Regions from separate parts of the Homo sapiens genome. Here all the other regions are linked to region 3. Evidence: chromatin loops called from intact Hi-C (ENCODE). Cell type or tissue: PC-3. All regions are shown on one strand.

Region 1 (5,000 bases), 340 kb after region 3:
ACTTCCATCTGCCTTCCATTGCTGCTATTGAGGGGTCAACTATCAGTATAAATGCCACTCTTTTGAATGTCATCTGTCTTATTTTCTGGGCCTACATTTTTGTTTTCCTTTTGTCTTTGCTGTTCTTCATTTTCACTGTTAGGGGTAGGTAGAAATATTTTTAAATATCTCACTTGAAATTAAGGGGCTTCTGGAATTGTGGGTTAATGTATTTCATCAGCTGTAGAAAATTTTTACTATATTTTCATTCTCTCTCTATTGTACTTTAGGATTCTACACGAATGATTGTTAGATGTTTTCTCTCTATCACCCCATGTCTCTTAATCTCTTGTTTTATTTTCCATCCTTTATTTTCTCTGTGTTGAATTCTGGATAATTTTTTCAGACTTATTTTCAAATTCACCAGTTATCTTTTTATCCATGAGTAATCTGCTAATAATTTTATACATTATCATATATCCATATATATATTCATTTCTAGAAGTTATAACTTTTCCAAATCTGTTGGAAATCTGGTTCTTTTCCAAATCTGTTGTCACTTTATAAGGTTTCCTGTTTGCACAGATACTTTGTCTTTTATTTATGTAAATATTGAAAGCATAGTTGTTTTACAACCCTTGACTGATAATTCCAGTATCTGGAGACTTCGTGAATTTTGTTTTGTTGTCTATTATTTCTGTTTGTCCTCATGCACCGTGCTTTCTTTTTGTGTGAATAGCACTGTTTGATGCTAAAATATTTTTGAAAAATTATTTGTAGGAAAAAATTTGAGTTCTGGTATGAAAGGTACTTCTTCAAAAGAAAATGCACATTTGCTAAAGCCAAATATCTGAAGACACTATCTGTTCAAAATCACTCAGACTAAATTCAACGCTTGAGGGGTTTGGGCTTGTTTTGGCATTTCAAAAGATGTCAATTTCAGCTAACAGTACATTCAAAGCCCAATTTACTTCTGCTTCACCCTGACTGAACGGTAGAGCCCTTTGGAATTTCAGCTTAAAATGGAGAAGATCTCCTCTTAGACTCCCCACCTTGGGCAGGCGATGTCACCTTGGCTGTTAAAGTTCCAATTTCTCCAGATTGGCAAAGACCTTCAATGGCCTCTGGGCTCCCCGTACCTCTCTGGGTTCCTGCTTTCCCTTCAAGTTTGCCCTAGAAATTCTTCACTCTCTTTCAGCTTTTCAATGTTTTTTAAAAACATTTTATTTCTTGCATTTTATCCATAATATATAGGGTTTTCTCCCTGCAAAAAGATTGGTCCAAATAACCTAATTGAACATTACTAGAAACAAATTAATGGATAATATTTAGAGAAAAGCCCCATTACAGATTGGAATTGTATAGGTCCTGATGTGACAAGGCTACAGTGCATTATTTTTATTTATTTTCAGTTTGTTTTTGTGAGGAGGGGGTGCCCATTCCAGTTTCTGCAAACAACAACCTTATTTTAGGGGAAAAATGAAACATTCAATAGCAGTCTTTGTCTTTTGGTATCAGCAATGAAAAGATTTTCTTCCCCATCTATTAGTGGGGGAAGGGTCAAAAACATTTTTTACTCTATCAGTTTCTCTTTTCAGACATATTTATATAATTTTACAATTTCCTTTATGTTACAAAATATTTGTTAGCAATTCTCAAATTTACCTTTCCTATTTTGCGCTTACATGTCTTTGTTATTCCTCTTTCCTGCTTTTCTCTTATTTGTATGAGGACAAGGGTTAAGGTTTGCACGTTCCTTTTTATGGTCTTTTTTGTGGGAGGCACAGAGGGATGAAGGAGAACTTTATATTTTTCCTGTCTTACTTGGACTTTTGGTCTGCTAGCCTATATTTTTTAATTCACTTTCTTTGTTTTTCTGGGAAAGCTATCAAGTGCTGATGCAGAAGTTTCTCTGAGTTTTATGGTGATGGGATTGGATTCAGAAAAAAATTTTAAAGGTAAATAAATAAGGGAGGATTATAAGAAGTTTCGAAGAAACTACAAGTCAGACTTTTTGTAACAACTGGATTATCTCATCTATTAATAAATCCAACTTCATCAAGCAATAACTTGCTGCTCTCTCATTATAATCAATGCTTAAAAAGTGTTCCTAGTCTTGTCATTCGTGAGTCACCACTATTAAAAACTGCACTACCTAGGGGTTTTGTGAAGAAGGGAGACTCCACCCATATACACCCACACTGAATGAATCAAGAGTTGATACTTGAGAAAATAAAAGATAAGTAACAAGCCAAAATATGACAGAAGAGGCTGATACAAACAAAAAGATATCAAGCAGAAAAAAAATTAATGAGATATAAAATTAATAATTATTTGGGATTATTAAAACATTGGAGGCCATATTGTCACTTCATTACAAGCTATGCATGTCTATAAATTATCTAGGACCTCCAGTTTTCTAGATGAGATATTACACCTTCACTGTGAATTCTCTTTATTTCTCCTAAATTCAGTGATCCTCTGTTCTGATGGAGCCTTAGGAGATCCACTCTAATAATATGTTTCATCACAGTCATTCGAAAAGCTAGTAAGAGGTATCATAAGAAAAAATTCCTCATTAAATTAGACTGGGAAATACCAAATTAAACAAAGTCAACCAATTTTCTCTAGTGTACATTTCCTTGAGCCTTCAGCATGCTAATTGGCTTGACAAATCTCTAAGAGAGAAGTTAGTATATAGTAATCCTTTTTTATTGAGCATGTCTTGGAACACATGCTCTGTGGAACATGCTGCGAGAAATTTAGCTGTAAAGTGTAGAGTGAGAATTTTGAAAAAGAGGGAGAGAAAAATCTATTTCTTCATCCTGTTGGAAGTTACATTACCAGTAAAGCCCTAAGAGTCTTTATCTCATTTTCTAATATTGTGTGTAACACATTCATTATCCTTGGAAATCTAAGATATTGAAAAGTTAAGTAACTTGTCCAAGATCATACATTTGTAAGCGGAAGAACTAGGATTTGAGTTCAGAGGTTCTTGATTCATGCCCTTAACAGTATATCTATCAAAAAATCTTTCTGGTGTTTACACCCATTCCTGAGTAAGAACAATTCTTGTAAGAAAATGTACATAAACACATAAATTTCCACAGGTCGCTGACATTCTGATGGTTAAGACAACTGTGTCATCAGGGATGGATTGAATGTTACAAAATGTGTTTGGGTGTTTGTCCTGTACATACATTTTGATTAACTGGCCTAGCACACAGGTACAATTTAGAAGGACCTAACCTTCCACCTTGCTCATCAGGAATGAGAAAAATGCCTATGGCATTCATAAAGTACACCAGTCTACATAGCTTCTTCTATCACTGGGAGGGAATAGGGTCCAGTTTCACCAGCAGCATCTCCCTTCTGTCTGCTCCTCATGTATTCATTCTCTTTTACATCCCTTCCTGATTCTAATCCAAGTTTCTGTTTTAGAAGTGATTATCAAGTAAAAAAATTGCTGGTGGAATTCTTATGTGGTTCATGTTAGACGTGAGATTTACAGAGAACTTGACAGGTACCAAGTCTCATTCCTTTTAAATGATACACTAAACGTGCCCAGAGATGTTTCAGATTGTCCCAGGAACATACATACCAGGATTCGTTAGGGCATGATGTTTATCTGTGCATCCAAGTTGAAATGGTGAAAGACTTGCATATGATTCCTTCCAAGTCCTCAACAATTTATTTTTAAGGAGACAAGGTTTTATATTTAAACCAAATCCAAAAACCCCCACAAGTACAATAATAGAGAATCGGTTAAATAAAATATGACAAAAGATCAAAAAGTCTTTAAAATGTTTATAGGTTGTTAATGATAAGGAGAAACACTCATGATGCAACTTACTCATTCTGCAAATATTTATTTAGCATGTACTATGTATCAGGCTTTCTTTTAAAGACTGGGGACAGACTGAATAGAAATAAGCGGCCCCCTCGTCCATGCCCCTTTTGTCAAAGGAATCACTGGAAGGCCCACTGCCCCAGGGGACGAAGGTCCTCTGAGTCAGAAGCCACTAATCAGATGATCCAGCAGCAGGACTGAGGGTGCCCGGGGCAAGTGCCAGCCCATGCCATCACCCTCACAGAGCCCTGGGTATGCATGACCATTGAGGTCCAGGAGGTTAACTGCCTCCTGGACACTGGCACAGCCTTCTCAGTCATACTCCTCTGTCCTGGACAACTGTCCTCCAGATCTGTCACTATCCAAGGGGTCCTAGGACAGGCAGTCACTAGATAACTTCTCCCAGCCACTAAGTTGTGACTGGGGAACTTTACTCTTTTCACATGTCTTTTTAATTATGCCTGAAAGCCCCACTCCTTTGTTAGGAAGAGACATTCTAGCAAAAGCAGGAGCCATTATACACTAGAATTAGGGAAAAGAAAAGAGTAAATATATATACAGATTCTAAGTATGCTCACCTAGTCCTCCAAGCCCACGTAGCAATATGGAGAGAAAGGGAATTCCTAACTTCTGAGGGAACACCTATCAAACATCAGGAAGACATCAGGAGATTATTATTGGCTGTACAGAAACCTAAAGAGGTGGCAGTCTTACACTGCCAGGGGCATTAGAAAGGAAAGGAAAAGGAAATAGAAGGGAACCGCCAAGCGGATATTGAAGCCAAAAGAGCCGCAAGGCAGGACCCTCCATTAGAAATGCTTATAGAAGGACTCCTAGTATGGGGTAATCCTCTCTGGGAAAACAAGCCCCAGTACTCAGCAGAAGAAATAGAATGGGGAAGTTCATGAGGACATAGTTTCCTCCCCTCAGGATGGCTAGCCACCGAAGAAGGAAAAATACTTTTGCCTGCAGCTAACCAATGGAAATTACTTAAAAGCCTTCACCAGACCTTTCACTTAGGCATTGACAGCACCCATCAGATGGCCAAATCATTATTTACTGGACCAGGCCTTTTCAAAACTATCAAGCAGATAGTCAGGGCCTGTGAAGTGTGCCAAAGAAATAATCCCCTGCCTTATCACCAAGCTCCTTCAGGAGAACAAAGAACAGG
Region 2 (5,000 bases), 360 kb after region 3:
AAATTTACTTGTTAGATATTTTAACTGTACCATTCCAAATGGCTAGTGGGGAATGATACGTCCTTCCTAGGTAGCCTGAACCCCTTGGCTTTGTTGGATCTAGGTAAATTGTCATAGTGTCCTCTAGCACTGATTGGGTGTGGTTGTGGTGAATGAACCCTGTAATGTGCTGCCCAGATCCTCCTTCAGAAATGAAGAACTTATTCTCCCAGCTGCTAGTACTGCCCGTTGATCACTCTCTGCTCTCAGCCACTTTCAGGGCTTGCCTTGGCTAAAAAAATACCCAAGGTCCAACAGGGGCAACACACATCCAATGTCTAAACAATGCAGCTGGTATAAAGGCCTAGCTCCCTTGCCTCAATTTGGGACGGCTCTAAAGAGCCATCCTAATACCAGAGCTTCCCAGAAGATCAGCCAAGGCCTTCATTGGGACCAGCAGTTTAACCTCTCCCTCTAACCAGTCATGTTTCCATCCCCTTCTTTCTACAGGTATTGGCTCCAAGAGCACTTCCTAATAAACACCCTATATGCTGATCTCCATCTCAGAGTCTCATCCCTGGTGGCCTCACACTGTGACAGTCATCTTTAGTTCTGATGTTAGTCTAACATTTGATCTGTTCTGATCTCAAGTCCTCAATAAAAAATTCAGATTTATTCTTGGCTCACAGACTTACTTTTTATGAATGTCCTAGATGGAGACACTAAAGGTCTCTGCTCTGAAAGCTGTCACTCTCCTTTGAGGATATAAGTTTAAGAAGGAATAACAGATATATCTGCACACCTTTAGCAATCAAACCAAACCCAGTATGCATCAAACCAAACTACAGCAAGCAGTTCTTTGAAGGTTGGAAGCCATTTACTTCATCCGAATTGTGGGGTCCTACTTCTAGTCTCTCCATAAGGCAGAAACTGTCCTACTCAGGGTGGATCCCTAGTGCCTTGCACAGAGCCACAAACAGAAGAGGCGCTTGGTATGCGTTTAGTGAATGAATGAATGTATGCCTGGGTAGAAAGATGAACCAACCAATGCAGTCCCCCATGGCAGTGCTTGAGAGCCCCTAGAACTGAAAATGACCAACTCAAGGTAAGGAGATGGGAGGGACAAGAAGGATCAAGGGAATGAGGGGCAAATAGGAAAGTCCATAAGGAGGAAACAGAAGATTGAATCAAATCAAGCCAGTCTTCTACTAAAGGAGAGTTCTGCAACCTCAACCACTCTTTAACTTTCTCTCACCTTAGTCACTTGTCACCACTTCCTCACCTCCATTCAACCTACTAAACTATAGCAGCATATTATAGTCCCTGCTTTATTGCTACATTATTTGTGGCATTGTGAGAATTTGTCTGTGGCACCAGAATAGTCCTGGCTAACTCTAAATTCTTTTTATAGTAAGCCTCTTCTGCAGCAGTTGAAATTGAAATTAGAAACATGCGGGCCTTGAGCACTAAGCTGGGGCTGATGAGCAGGAAGTGGTAAATGAATAACTACCTTATTAGATCATATTTTCATTGTACAATTCCTTAGAACAAAGACACTTGCAGCCACAAGACTTGCTACCTAGTGATATAGTTGCGCTGAAGCCAGTAATAATTGTACCATGCTAAAAGCCTATTCAAATCCATCATTGGGAAATATAAGGAAACTTCAGACACTTCAGGATTTACTATATTTTTTCTGGATAAACTATGACTTAATAAGGGAAGTTTTAAAAGTGATTCAGGGCATCAACTAACATGACAGAAAATATTTTAAACAATGGCATAAATGGATCAGTGTTCTCTTGTTTAAAACTAAAATCTATTCTTTTTCTTTTTTTCTTTTTTAAGCGAAAAGACATTTAAGACAAAAGCCTTTAGGGGTCCTTTCAAATTCTCAAATGTCTGACTAGGGTTTCAAATAACAATGGATTAGAGAAGAAACCTCCCCCAACTATACCATACTTAAACACATTAATTATTACACTAGGCTGAACAAACTAATCCTGAATGCTCAACAATGTTATTAGTACTAGAGGCAGCACTATTTGAAAGCTTTCACTTTTCCCCTAGTACTTATGCCTGATTACAGGTGTAAGAAAGTTTCCTATAGTATGTGTCTCACAAAATCCACTGTGAATGTTTGCCACATTTCATATCATGTGAAACATTAGGCATGTGTATAGATAGGGTAGAACTCAGCATGCAGCACTGATCAGATGATTATAAAGCATGAGGCAGAAACCAAATAGGTGGGCAGTTTTTTACTAACCACACAGAACTGCTTCATAAGATTACTCCCAAGAGTCCAGGTTCTAGTAAAATTATTTATGGTTAAGTGTTATAAGGTTATGCAAAGAATGTATCGACAATAACCAACTCCAGTTTTTCATGGATGCCATTATTATTTAGGGTTCCCATATTTAGTTACCTTCTAACAGTATAGGTCTGTTTCAAAAATGAACTTTGGAGAAAGTTTAAAAATTATGATCTTTTTAAAACAATTATTAGCCAAATAATCTCCCAATGAATGGATAGTGATTCAAATTTAGTAAACCATAATTTAAGAAGTTCTATTGTTTACAGTTACTCCCAGAATAACTTAATTCAGCAATGTTCCAGGTTTATCCTATGCCCACACTCTTGCAGAACAGCCTGTCAGTTACCCGCATTCCTACACCTGAGGGTGGAAGGAAATCATGTAAAATGTCAATAACGAAAGGGGTAAAAAGAATTTTCAGAACCTGATTTTCCCCATTCCTTAGGATGTGCTCAGAGCAATGGGAGGGGAGAAAAAGAAAGAATATGTACATGTTAAAGGAAACCATAAAGGTTATCCACGTTTACATAACCACAGAATGTGCAAGGTTTACCCAGGTGATAAAACCACCCACTTTCATTCATTCAGGAGGTAGTCACACTTATTTTGTGTCCAAAATAAACCTATACAACTGGAGGCATTATGGAGGGGAGGGCGTCAAAGGTTAACACATACTTAACAAGCAGGGAGAGAGGGAGAAGGAATACTGTTTGGAGAACAGGGGAATGAAATGGAGTGTTCTAAGGAAAAATTCACAAATACGCTCTTAGAGAAAATACTAATACAAGTGAATATGAACCAGAAGATGTATTCTTTAACAAATTGGTGGGAGATAAATAGACCACAAAGTTTAGTTTTATTCAAATATATTTTCTCTTTTTTAATTCCCAGCAAGTCAGAAGCATATGCCTCTTAGCAACATCATTGCCCTGTGAGAGCTCATCTCACCAGAAGGACAGCTAAAAATGGGTCCATATGTACCTTTGGCAATAAAAATGTTTCAGTAACGGCTGCTTGCGTGCTTGTAATACAGAATTTAGCCAGGTTTATTATTGCACCTGATGTTGTATATAAAACTGCGTATACTATTTAAAAATCTCTGACAGACTTACGAAATTAACCATAGTATGGGAACTCTGTGCTAACATGATGAATAAATGACTGAACATGTGAATTCCTGTCTACATTATTGGAAAACATTTCCCCTCATGTATTCTTTTTTTTTTTTTTTTTTTTTTTTGAGATGGAGTCTCGCTCTGTTGCCCAGGCTGGAGTGCAGTGGCACAATCTCGGCTCACTGCAACATCTGCCTCCCTGGTTCAAGCAATTCTCCTGCCTCAGCCTCCCAAGTAGCTGGGATTACAGGCATGTGCCACCACACCCAACTAATTTTTGTACTTTTGGAGAGATGGGGTTTCACCATGTTGGGCAGGCTGGTCTCGAACTCCTGACCTCCGGTGATCTGCCTGCCTCAGCCTCCCAAAATGCTGGAATTAACAGGCGTGAGCCACTGTGCCTGGCCCTTTCTCATGTATTCTTGAAGCTTGTTCTCCAATTTCATCCTGGGGAAGAGCTGGTATTAGAATAGGATCTATAATGCTTTTCCCCAAGAAAGTATTATCTTATAAGTGGAGAGGGGAAGAATTCATTTTTTGTCCTATTTTTTTAAAGAAAATGTTTTGTCGAAGTATAACTTACATACCATAAAATTCACCAGTTTTTAGTATACACATTAATAATATTATATGTATGTGTGTATATACATATATATATTATTATTATTTATTTATTTATTTATTTATTTATTTATTTATTTATTTTAGACAGTCTCGCTCTGTCATCCAGGCTGGAATGCAGTGGTATGATCATAGCTCACTGCAATCTCAAACTCCTGGGCTCAAGTCATCCCCTGCCTCAGCCTCCCAAAGTGTTACGATTACAGGCGTGAGCCACTGCTTCTGGCTATTTCTTATGTTTATAGAGTTGTGCCACTATCATCACAAACCAACTTTAGAATATTTCCTTCACCCCAAAAAGATCCCTCATGACCATTTGGCAGTCACTTCTCATTCCTACTGCAGCCCAGGCAACCAATAATCTACTGTTGCTCTCTATAAATTTGTCTTTTCTGGACATTTCATATACATAGAACCATACATTATGTGGACTTTTGTGACAGGCTTCTTTCACTTAGCATAGTATTTGAGTTGCATCCATGTTGTTGAATGCATCAGTTCATTGTTCCTTTTAATTGCTGAATAATATTCCATTATATGGATATATCACATTTTGTTTAATCATTCAAAAGTTGATGGACATTTGGGTTAGCTATTATGAATTATGCTGCTATGAACATTTGTGTGCAAGTCTCCCCATGGACACATTTTCATTTCTCTTAGATAGATATCTAGGGGTGAAATTGCTGGATTATATGGTAGATTTATGTTTAACTTTTTAAGAACCTGCCGAACTGTTTTCCAAACTGGCTGTACCATTTTATGTTCCCATCAGAAATATATGAGGATTCCAGTTTCTCCACATCCTTGCCAAAACTTATTGTCTGTCTTTTTTATTATAGCCATTCTAGTGAGTATAAAATGGTATTTCAATGTTATTTTCAGTTCCATTTCCCTAATGACAAATGAGCCTGAGCATCTTTTTCATGTGCTTACAGAACATTAGTATATCTTTTTGGCGAGATATC
Region 3 (5,000 bases):
GAGAAAGCTTCATTCTCTTGAGCGGCCATTTTGATGCCTGACCCTTAACACGGCCAGCACAATAACTTTAGCATCCGTGTGAAAGTACCAATAGCGGTGGTAGGCGCTGGCTCATGCCTGTAATCCCAGCGCTTTGGGAGACCGAGGCGGGAGGATCACCCGAGGTCAGGAGTTGGAGACCAGCCTTACCAACATGGTGAAACCCCATCTCTACTAAAAATACAAAAATTAGCCGGGCCTGGTGGTGGGTGCCTGTAATCTCAGCCACTCAGGAGGCTGGGGCAGGGGAATCGCTTGAACCCGAGGTGAAGGTTGCAGTGAGTCGAGATCATGCCACTACACTACAGCCTGGGCGACAGAGACTCCTTCTCAAAAAACAACAACAACAACAACAACAACAACAAAAAAACATACCAATAGCTATGGCCTACCATTCCCAGGAAAGAAAGTAAAAGCCCACAAAGGTAAATATTTTCTTCCCTTTGGCGTCTTCTGCCCTTCATTATAAAGAGTTGCTCAGTTGTTGAAAAAGGATCTTAATATGCAAAACTTTACATTTTAGTGAGAATCAAAGGCAAATTCTTTTGAACTGTGTCACAACGAATAACATTACAAACATGTCTCTCATCAGCACATAACTCGTCCTTATTTTAGTCAAGCAGGCAAATTAGTGGGCCTGTAAAAACAGCAAGGTAGTAGGAGAAAAATCATCAGAAGGTTAATAGCAGAAGGGCTTGGTTTAAAAGAAGCCTCCTAATGCATCTGTATTCTGATCGGTGTTACGTCAATTCAACAGTGAGATGCAGTTTTATTAAAAGCTGATACTTGGCTGGGTGCAGTGGCTCATGCCTGTAGTCCTAACACTGTGGGAGGCCAGGGCAGGCAGATCGCTTGAGCCCAGGAGTTAAAGACCAGCCTGGACAATATGGCAAAACCCTGTCTCTACAAAAAATACAAAAACAACCCCGGCGTGTTGTGGGAGGTTGTAGTGAGATGGAGATGTAGGAGATGTAGGATGTAGGAGATGGAGGTTGTAGTGAGCTGAGATCCTGCCACTGCCCTCCACCTGGGTAACAAAGCCAAACCCTGTCACCAAAAAAAAAAAAAAAAAAAAAAAAAAATTTTTTTTTTTTTTTGAGACGAAGTCTCACTCTGTTACCCAGGCTGGAGTGCAGTGGCGCGATCTTGGCTCACTCCAAGCTCCACCTCCCGGGTTCACGCCATTCTCCTGCCTCAGCCTCCCGAGTAGCTGGGACTACAGGCGCCCGCCACCACGCCCGGCTAATTTTTTGTATTTTTAGTAGAGACGGGGTTTCACCGTGTTAGCCAGGATGGTCTCGATCTCCTGACCTCGTGATCCGCCCGCCTCGGCCTCCCAAAGTGCTGGGATTACAGGCGTGAGCCACCACACCCAGCCAAAAAATAAAAAAAATTTTTAAGCTGATATTGTTATTGGTTCATGCAGGTGACTCTGTTAACATTATCTCAAATGAAATTATTCAGAACAATTGGCAGTTTTATGTAGTTTCAGGAAAAGTGTTTTGAAAAGCAGATATCAAACAACTGGTTAAATGCAAAGCCACATGGTCACAATGGAAAAACAACTCTTTTAGAACAGTAAAAAGTCATGTAATATAATGACATGCAGAATTTTTATTTAAATACATTGTCAGAAATAGATTAGACCCTGCTTCTCCTCGGAGGTTACCTCAAAATACATTTCACTTCATAGAAATTTATATAAGTGTCAAAATATTGAACATAAGAGCAAATGGGTTAGTACTACTGGAATGCAATAATTATAAAGCTAGATAGGTGGATTAATTGTCCTACATACCTGTGGTTTTTCAGATTCCTGTGCTTGCTTACTCATGTACATTTGACTCTTTCAGAAACCACTTCTGGAAGCTCCCGGTCTGGCTTCTACACTGCCACCTGTAGACATAAAAGAGAAATAAATCATGTATTATTCGTCAACAATGCATCTTTTCTAGGCATCTAACGGGGACATCTGGGGAAAAAGTGGCAAAACATTTGCTCCAAAAGACAAAAATGTTCTTTCTCCTCTGTGTTGAAAATTCCTAAGGCGTCCTTCTCCCCAATGGTATGATAAATTATTTGATTAGAAATTGAAACATATGTAAGTCTCAGATCATCAACTATACACCACTCTGAGCCGATCATTAAAGAGATGGAGTCGCAGAACTCAACTTACAGCCATTTCAAGACCTGTCGTTTAAAATTAAAAGAAAACTTCACCGCTTTGTTCATCTGTAATTCAGAATTCTGTAAATTGACACAAAGAAAGATCAGGGGCGATTCAGGCTAAGGTTACTTTACCACAAGGTTGTAAGATGTCTATTTAAAATAACAGTAATTCTAACCTGAACTACAGTTTTGTCCAATCCAAACAGCAGTTTGGTGGGGTATTTTCATCAAAATGCCCTATCCTTGATTTGAATATGAATGACTGCGGAAGGGTCTTTCTGAAACCCCACGGATTTTAATACAGGTAGGTCCTTTTTCCAAAAAAAAAAAAAAAAAAAAGTCAGGAAATGAACAAACAGGAATAAAAATTCATGAACAACTATCGGCAAATCCAAGCAGCCATGAGACGTGCGAGTGTGTGTGTGTGTGTGTGTGTGTGTGTGTGTGTGTGTGAGAGAGAGAGAGAGAGAGAGACAGAGACAGAGAGAGAGAGAGAGAGAAAGAGACAGAGAGAGACCGACCGACAGACACACACTGAGATTTCTGGAGTTAATTGCGAATAACCGCGCCGCGAAGCTTTTTTACCTCCTCCAAGTCCCACAGTCTACCTAGGACAAGTAAGCCCGGCTCCAGCACCTTAAGCCAAAGACACAAGCACCACCACCTCCACCCCCACTACCTAGGCGAGACAGCGCCAAAAGCCACCGAGCGTGCACGCCAGCCAGGCCCGCTACCCCGCAAACCCGGGAGCTTCTTTATCCCCAGCAGAGATCCGCCCCACTTACCAGTAATTTACTTTAACGCCTCGAAAGCATGATTTGGTTTACGGAATTGCAGCAAATAAAAGAAAATCAAGTCTCCTTGAGACACTGTCCTCCTCCTCCCTAGGACGCACATTCACACGGAACACTCTCCTTTCGCTCTCAACCCCGAACACGCTCTGGACTATCCCAAGAGGGTCTTTGGGGACCCGCCAGAGATCGATACTGCTCCCACGTGCCTCCATTAAACCCTTGTCCAAACATGCACAAGGCGCCAAGGGCATGTGCAGAATCAGCCCTCAGAGTAAGTTCAGCAAACCCATTCCCTACCCCCGAAAGCGCGAGGGAGCACCCTGACGCAAGCGCCGGCCCCGGCAGACAATACTCAAGCAACTCCAGCCTTCCGCGCACACGCCCCGACCGGTCCAGCCACCACTCTCTCCTCCCATGGTCCCTACAGTCTTCGGGCCGGGAGCAGGGGGCGTCCTGATGGTTGCTGGGTGTGGACTGTGAAGAGAAGGGCAACCTGCACACGCCACCGATACTGCGGGGCGGGTAGGAGATCGCAGTTTTCCAAAGCCCCACCGGTGTGCCCAGCTCCTCAGAAGGGGTGGGGTGGGGACAGTGGAACCGAGGGAGTGAACCCTAAGGGAGGCAGCTTTTCTGCACCTCTTTCCCACCTACCACAGCGCGCGCGCAGAAGCGCGCCCACCACGGGGCCGTGCACCTTCCTTCTGCCCCTGGACCTACCCAGCCCTCGCCCCCAAGCGCAGTGGCCTGGAAGAGCGGGCGTCCGGCCCGCGGTGGCCGGGGGAGCGGGCAGAGCGCCGCGCTCGGGGGTGCCCACCTGCGCGCAGGGTCGTCGCTGCTGCCGGTGCACCCGCCGCTGTTGCAGTCTCCAGCTGCAGGAGGAAGAGGCGCGGCGGCTGAGCCCCCGGACTCCACGCGCCTACTCGCGCCCCGGAGCGGTGGTCCTCATTTCCCTTCGTCCCGGCTGGCGAGCCACCCACCTCGCCCGCAGGTTCTGCCAGTCCCGCGGCCCGCCAGAGCCCAAGCTATCCTCTCCGCCCCTTTCCCGCCGCCCCGCGCTGCGCTGCGCTCCGCCCCCTGCCCGCCCATCCCCGCCGGGGCCCAGCCGGGGGCTGCGGGCGCCGCGCCTCGTGCCGCAGATTTCGGGTTCTTGGGTCTGTGGCGGTAGAAAGGGGATGGGGGGGACCAGGGGTGCGGCCCTGGGGTCCGCCCCCAACCCCGCTCTCCCAACCGGTTCCCCACTCCTGGGGCCCGCGGCGGCCGCCCGCGGCTAAGGGTGTGGGAACCGTGCACTCTGCCCCCGCTCTTCCGGCGTCTCCCCGCATGGCACCTTCCGTGGCCCAGAGGGTGCCTCGTGTCTTAGGGGGAGGGGGGTTGGTGAAGCAAGGTGGAGTGAGCCTGAGAGTGGAAGCGAAGAAATTACCATGTGAATTGCCAGGGGATGCAAGTTGCTGCCTGTGCCCTGTTTCTTCTACATTAACTACCTGGATGTGCTGCTTCCCTTGCTACAACCGCAGTAATATTCAGAAGCTTGAATATAAGATTTCCAAGTTAATTGGCTGTAGGGTGGTTGGGTTTTTTTTTTTTTAATGTAATGATGGCAGAAGACAACAGATTCACTCTTTTTAAAAAGTTACTTTACATATATGTACAATATATAAAGCCATATTTCTAATTTAAAAAATAGCAAAATGTAAATAACAGAACAGCTGTGTTTTACAGAAACAAATCCAGTGTGTATGTGTTATTTAAACCCACGGTAATTATATTAATTGGTTCGTTTTAAAGTGTATTTTAGGTATTTCTTAAAACGGACTCAGAATTTAGGGATTAGGAACCCCTGAGTTTTAATTTGGCTTTTTGTCATAGTTCTAAAATGTCAATTTCATGGAAATTACTAAATGAGGTTGTTTAGAAAAATGGGTTCTTTTTCTTCCAGGTTGGCAGCATTTTCAGATCTGGCAAAGGACAGAATTTTTTTTAAAGCCAAGAGATAATAAA
Region 4 (5,000 bases), 530 kb after region 3:
CAACTTTTTGTGAGTCATTAATTAGGCCCTTACACAATAAACAAAGAAATTAATAAGGAAGTTCAATGTTTTAAAAAATGGGAAAAGAGTTATTTCTTGAAAAGAAAGAGCAAAGTTATTTTCAAATACTTAAGCAAGTGAACTGAAGTGGGGTTTTTTTCTTGAGTTAGACACAGGTTTAGTTAATTCTCACAAACATATCTGGGAAGATAAGGAGTTTTCAGTAGAAATGTTATCCTCAAAGAATATTCATGAGGGAGAAAAAGTGCAAGTGAAATCAAGTTGGAAGAGAAAATTAATACATACGTTGCTATGAAAGACCAGCTAATATTGGTCTCAAAACTCAGTTATGAGAACTATATGAAAGCTGAACACAGTTTAATACACGTGAAAGTGAGCAGAATCACTTTCTGCTTCCACTTGTACCAAGAACTAGTAAAAAGCATGTGGAAAATAGTACAGAAATGAGATGGGCACAGCACAAAGTTTACAAATTTCATCTCACAGCTAACCATCCTCAAACACATTGTACTCTGAATTTAAGCTAGGCATAGTACATAAAAAATCTTCTAGATCACATCTAGATACATCTCTTTTCTCTCTTTATCACAGAGGGCAGTGCTCCCCAGAATGGTAGAATTTGCCAGTTTTCTGAAAAGGTGATGGGGAGAGCACAACAGTAACAACTTTGCTTTGACAGGCAACTGACACCCATATGATTGATCATGCCAATTATTTCTCCAATGGTGGAATGAGGATCGATTTTTAATTGAAGATGGAATTCTAGCATTCGGAGATTTTTTTTTTCCTTTCTTTCTTTTTTTTTTTTGCTTGAACCAGAGCTATCCAGTTTTTGAAATGGCATGGCCTTCAGGGCCCATAGCCCTTTCTTGGACCTCCCACACTCTTCATATCACAAGGCCAAGAAAATAAGTACCTGCCCATAGCAAATAGCTATGGGCTATTTTTCCTAAACAGCTATGGGCATGTTTGCTCACCATTTCCTAAATCCCATGGAAACTGGGACAAAAGGACCCAAGAAACTTGAAGGGAGCACATTTTAAAACAACCCTACAAAACAGGCACTTTTTCTTGTATATTTTACCACCACTTTGCTTGTGCTGGTGAAAGTGGAGGGGAGATGAGAAAAGGCCTCATTTTGTATGTTAGCTCTTAGCTATTTGGTTTAAGGGATTTTTTTTTTCTTATAAAACATGCAACTGAAACTGGAAAGTCCTTCAGCTAGATGGTCAATGTTTTTTGTGGAATGTGAAAAGGATGGCTTTTTATATCACTGGGTAATTTACATACGCTTGGTAGGTTACTCCCAGATTTCCAGGGTAGAAAGTGACAGTGGGAGACGATGATTCAAATTGTTCAAATATCCATAGGGAAGACATATAAACTCACCACAGACTTTGATAACGTATTAGTCATTAGATATCTCATCCTGACCCCAGCCTCAGATTCACCTGCTGAATACCTGAGCTTAAGTAAGCCATACTTGGAAATGTGGAAACAGAACCCTACTGAGAAAAAAAAACTTATCAAGAAAAAAAAAATCTCTCTTTCCTGTGCCTAAACAATTTCCCCCCAAAGAGCCAGAAGCTAACACAATATTCCCCCCTAAAGAGCCAGAAGCTAACACAGTAACACAGGAAAAAATGAGAATACAAAAGGTAACATCTCTAAAAGGTACTTCAGCTTTCACACCACGATTCCACATCACTACATTGATGACATGCAGAAAGCAATCAAATGCAGGAATACTCTGGGTTGACTGAGCAGAGGCACAGAGTAACAGCCTGGGTAAGCAGCAGCCCTGCTCCTGGGCCAACAGCTGAGCACACCCAACAGAAATAGAATGGTCACTGACGCTGACCACAAGGCAGGCCCCACACAAGTAAGTGCTTTACCTGCCCTTTATCATGTAACTCTCATGGCAACCATCTGAAATAGGCATTTTTAATTTCCATCTTAAAGATGAGGAGACAGAGGCACTGAGGGGCTAAATAGCTTGTCAAGCTATTTGTATAGAAGTTAACACAACCGGCAAGAAGCAGAGAGTCAGGAGCCCGGGTCTTTCTGTTTCTTTAAGCAACATTGCCTCCCTGTGTTCAGGGCTGACTATTCTCTCTCAGGTTTTCAGAGCCATTTACACAGATGTTCAAAGAACAATGCCATGGTTCACTCATACAACATGGAAAAACATCATCATAAAACTCACAGAGTATCTCTCTAGTCTATAGAAGCCAAAATATCAGTGTGAAAAATAAAATCCACAGTCAATCTTACATTAATTCACTATGTCTTCTGAGTCCATTTTTTATTTGCTGATATATCCCATTCTTAACAGTGTTTTACAGATGCGATTTTTATTTTAAATTAAAATGGAAAAATAAAGGTTTCAAAACTGTTAAAGATATCATGACCGTGCTTAAAATTATTTTTTAAATAATACTGAGAAATCCCAAATCCAGAGCTCAGATAGCTTGTTTGAATCATTTTTCTTAAAAAAATAGTTTAGTGGACTTAGCCAGATGAAGCTCACATCTTGGCACCGTGATGTTCTGGATTATCCTTTGGCAGAGGGAAGGAAGTGGGACAATCTATTATCATTATTATTGTTATTATTACGTTTTTTCAAGATGGAGTGTCGCACTGTCGCCCAGGCTGGAGTGCAATGGTGTGGTCTCGGCTCACCGCAACCTCTGCCTCCCAAGTTCAAGTGACTGTCCTGCCTCAGCCTCCTGAGTAGCAGGGATTACAGGCACACACCACCACACCCGGCTAATTTTTTGTATTTTTAGTAGAGACGGGGTTTCACTACTTTGGCCAGACTGGTCTCGAACTCCTGACTTCGTGATCCGCCCACCTCGGCCTCCCAAAGTGCTGGGATTACAGGCGTGAACCACCATGCCTAGCCTATTAATATTATTTTTTAAGAATACAAGTGCAGAACGTGTAGGTTTGTTGCATAGGTAAACGTGTGCCATGGGGGTTTGCTGCACCTATCAACCCTTCATCCGTCATCTAGGTGGTTTTTTTGTTTGTTTTGTTTTTGTTTTTTGTTTTTAGAAGAGACAGGGCTTCACCTTGTTAGCCAGGATGGTCTCGATCTCTTGACCTCGTGATCCACCCGCCTCAGCCTCCCAAAGTGCTGGGATTACAGGCGTGAGCCACCGTGCCCGGCCCCCGTCATCTGGGTTTTAAGCCCTGTATGCATTAGCTATTTGTCCTAATGCTCCCCTCCCCCCGTCCCTCACCCCCCAACTGGCGCCAGTGTGTGTTGTTCCCTTCCCTGTGTCCACGTGTTCTTATTGGAACAATCTATTATAATCTGCACCTCAACTTCCCCCTCCTGTGCTTGCAGTCTCTTCAATAGCAATAACTTTTCTTTTTTTTTTTTTTTTTGTTTTTTTTTTTTGAGACAGAGTCTCGCTCTGTCGCCCAGGCTGGAGTGCAGTGGTGCAATTTCAGCTCACTGCAACCTCCACCTCCCAGGTTCAAGCAATTCTCCTGCCTCAGCCTCTTAAGTAGCTGGGATTACAGGCGTGTGCCACCACACCCAGCTAATTTTTATATTTTTAGTAGAGATGAGGTTTCGCCATGTTGGCCAGGCTGGTCTCAAACTCCTGACCTCAGGTGATCCACCCGCCTCGGCCTCCCAAAGTGCTGGGATTACAGGTATAAGCCACTGTGCCCGGCCAATAACTTTTCTTTCAGGCTTAAAACCTCTTCAGCAGCTCTATGTTCCATCAATTGCTAATTACCATAATTCCATCTCTGCAATTTTTTTCTTCTCTCTCCCTTTCTGTTGCAATGGCCCATATTCTAGTTCAGATCCTTCTTAACTCTTGCCTCTGAAGTGGCTTCCTTCCCTTCACCCAGTTCTTCCAACTGTCTCATATTAAGCCAAAGTTCATCTTCTAAAGCACATTGGTCTAACAGCATAAAGCACCCAGATCATCTTCAAAACTTCCAGTGGTTCCCTATTGCCAAGCCAGAAACAAACAAAGCAAAACAAAATGAAAAGCAAAATACACCTCAGTTTGGCATACAAGGCCATTCATGATCTGACTTCTGTTTACTTTTCCAAGCCAGATGATTTCCCACTATCCCAACCCCCTGCAACCTATTCAGCAGCCACAGAAGACAACACAATATTTCCCTAAAATGCCTTACATTCACCCACCAGAGCATTTTTTTTTCTTCAAAATACCTTCACAATCTGACATGTAAGTTCTATGAAGACAGAAACTTTGGTGCACCAAAAGTATACCCAGTACCTAGGCATGTGATAAACATTTTTTAATTGTGTTGCCGAAATGCCAGGGATTCAGTCCAGGCCCTGCTGATGGCCACACAGAACGCCAACCACTGAAACAATGAGTATTACCAGGGAAGAAGGCTTTAATTGGGTGCTGTGACCAAGGAGAACGACAGATAAAGTCTCAAACCCATCTCTCCAACTGGGGGTTTTATATAGTAGGGAAGGTGGGAAAACAGGAATTAAGGAGGGGAAAGAAAGCAATGATGATGGATGAGGGGTCTGGCATCTCATTGTCCAGATGCAGTGATCTGATGAGTTTCAGTCCCTTGCCTGAGGGTCGGTTTCCTAAGGAACGAACTCAGATGAGACAAATGTAAGTTTCTAATTTTAAGACCAGGGAGGGTCAATTTCTATATTTATTTAAAAAACCATAAATATTAGTTCTATGGGACAATCAGACCAGTTTTAAATGAATGATGTTCACCTTGTGAGAAATGTCCTTTTCTGATATCCTTACCCATTTATGTACTATCATTTCTTTCTATGCATCATTCATTCCTTCTCCACAACCCATCGCAGATGATCCTCACAAAGTCAGTCTCTTGTTTATGTCTTCTTTTCCCTTGTTTGTCTTCTTCTCTAACACTTTCATTGGCTGCCTCAGATTACAGGCACTCCTGCCTCTGGTTCTCCTGATGAAAAGCCCCTGGAAGGCAGAGAATATGTT

What was found. Peaks named below come from ENCODE experiments on the same cell type or tissue, not always from the same donor. Only the 100,000 strongest peaks of a DNase experiment are listed, where the experiment ranks them.
Region 1: a loop joins it to region 3, with 5 times the contacts of the local background. A loop is called at or near these places in 2 of 110 quality-filtered maps.
Region 2: it touches region 3 in a loop (7-fold over the local background); 3 of 110 quality-filtered maps call a loop at or near these places.
Region 4: a loop joins it to region 3, with 5 times the contacts of the local background. A loop is called at or near these places in 12 of 110 quality-filtered maps.

What each region holds. Positions count from the first base shown.
Region 1 is chrX:46,182,835-46,187,834 of GRCh38, forward strand. No RefSeq gene overlaps it. Among named protein-coding and RNA genes, the nearest start is that of LINC01186, 140 kb to the right of the region's middle. In PC-3, no CTCF peak of the experiment used is centred here; DNase peaks (open chromatin) are centred at 2,137, 3,477 and 3,887; H3K4me3 peaks cover 458 bases; H3K27ac peaks cover 3,668 bases.
Region 2 is chrX:46,207,187-46,212,186 of GRCh38, forward strand. No RefSeq gene overlaps it. Among named protein-coding and RNA genes, the nearest start is that of LINC01186, 120 kb to the right of the region's middle. In PC-3, no CTCF peak of the experiment used is centred here; DNase peaks (open chromatin) are centred at 1,495 and 2,805; H3K4me3 peaks cover 545 bases; H3K27ac peaks cover 3,085 bases.
Region 3 is chrX:45,847,538-45,852,537 of GRCh38, forward strand. It overlaps LINC02595 (long intergenic non-protein coding RNA 2595), which reads right to left and starts at 3,953. Exons shown (of 3, transcript NR_125365.1): 1 at 3,817-3,953; 2 at 1,838-1,935; 3 at 537-676. In PC-3, a CTCF peak has its summit at 1,938; DNase peaks (open chromatin) are centred at 1,894 and 4,364; H3K4me3 peaks cover 4,809 bases; H3K27ac peaks cover 4,018 bases.
Region 4 is chrX:46,374,624-46,379,623 of GRCh38, forward strand. No RefSeq gene overlaps it. Among named protein-coding and RNA genes, the nearest start is that of LINC01186, 49 kb to the left of the region's middle. In PC-3, a CTCF peak has its summit at 2,115; DNase peaks (open chromatin) are centred at 1,368 and 2,098; H3K27ac peaks cover 2,084 bases.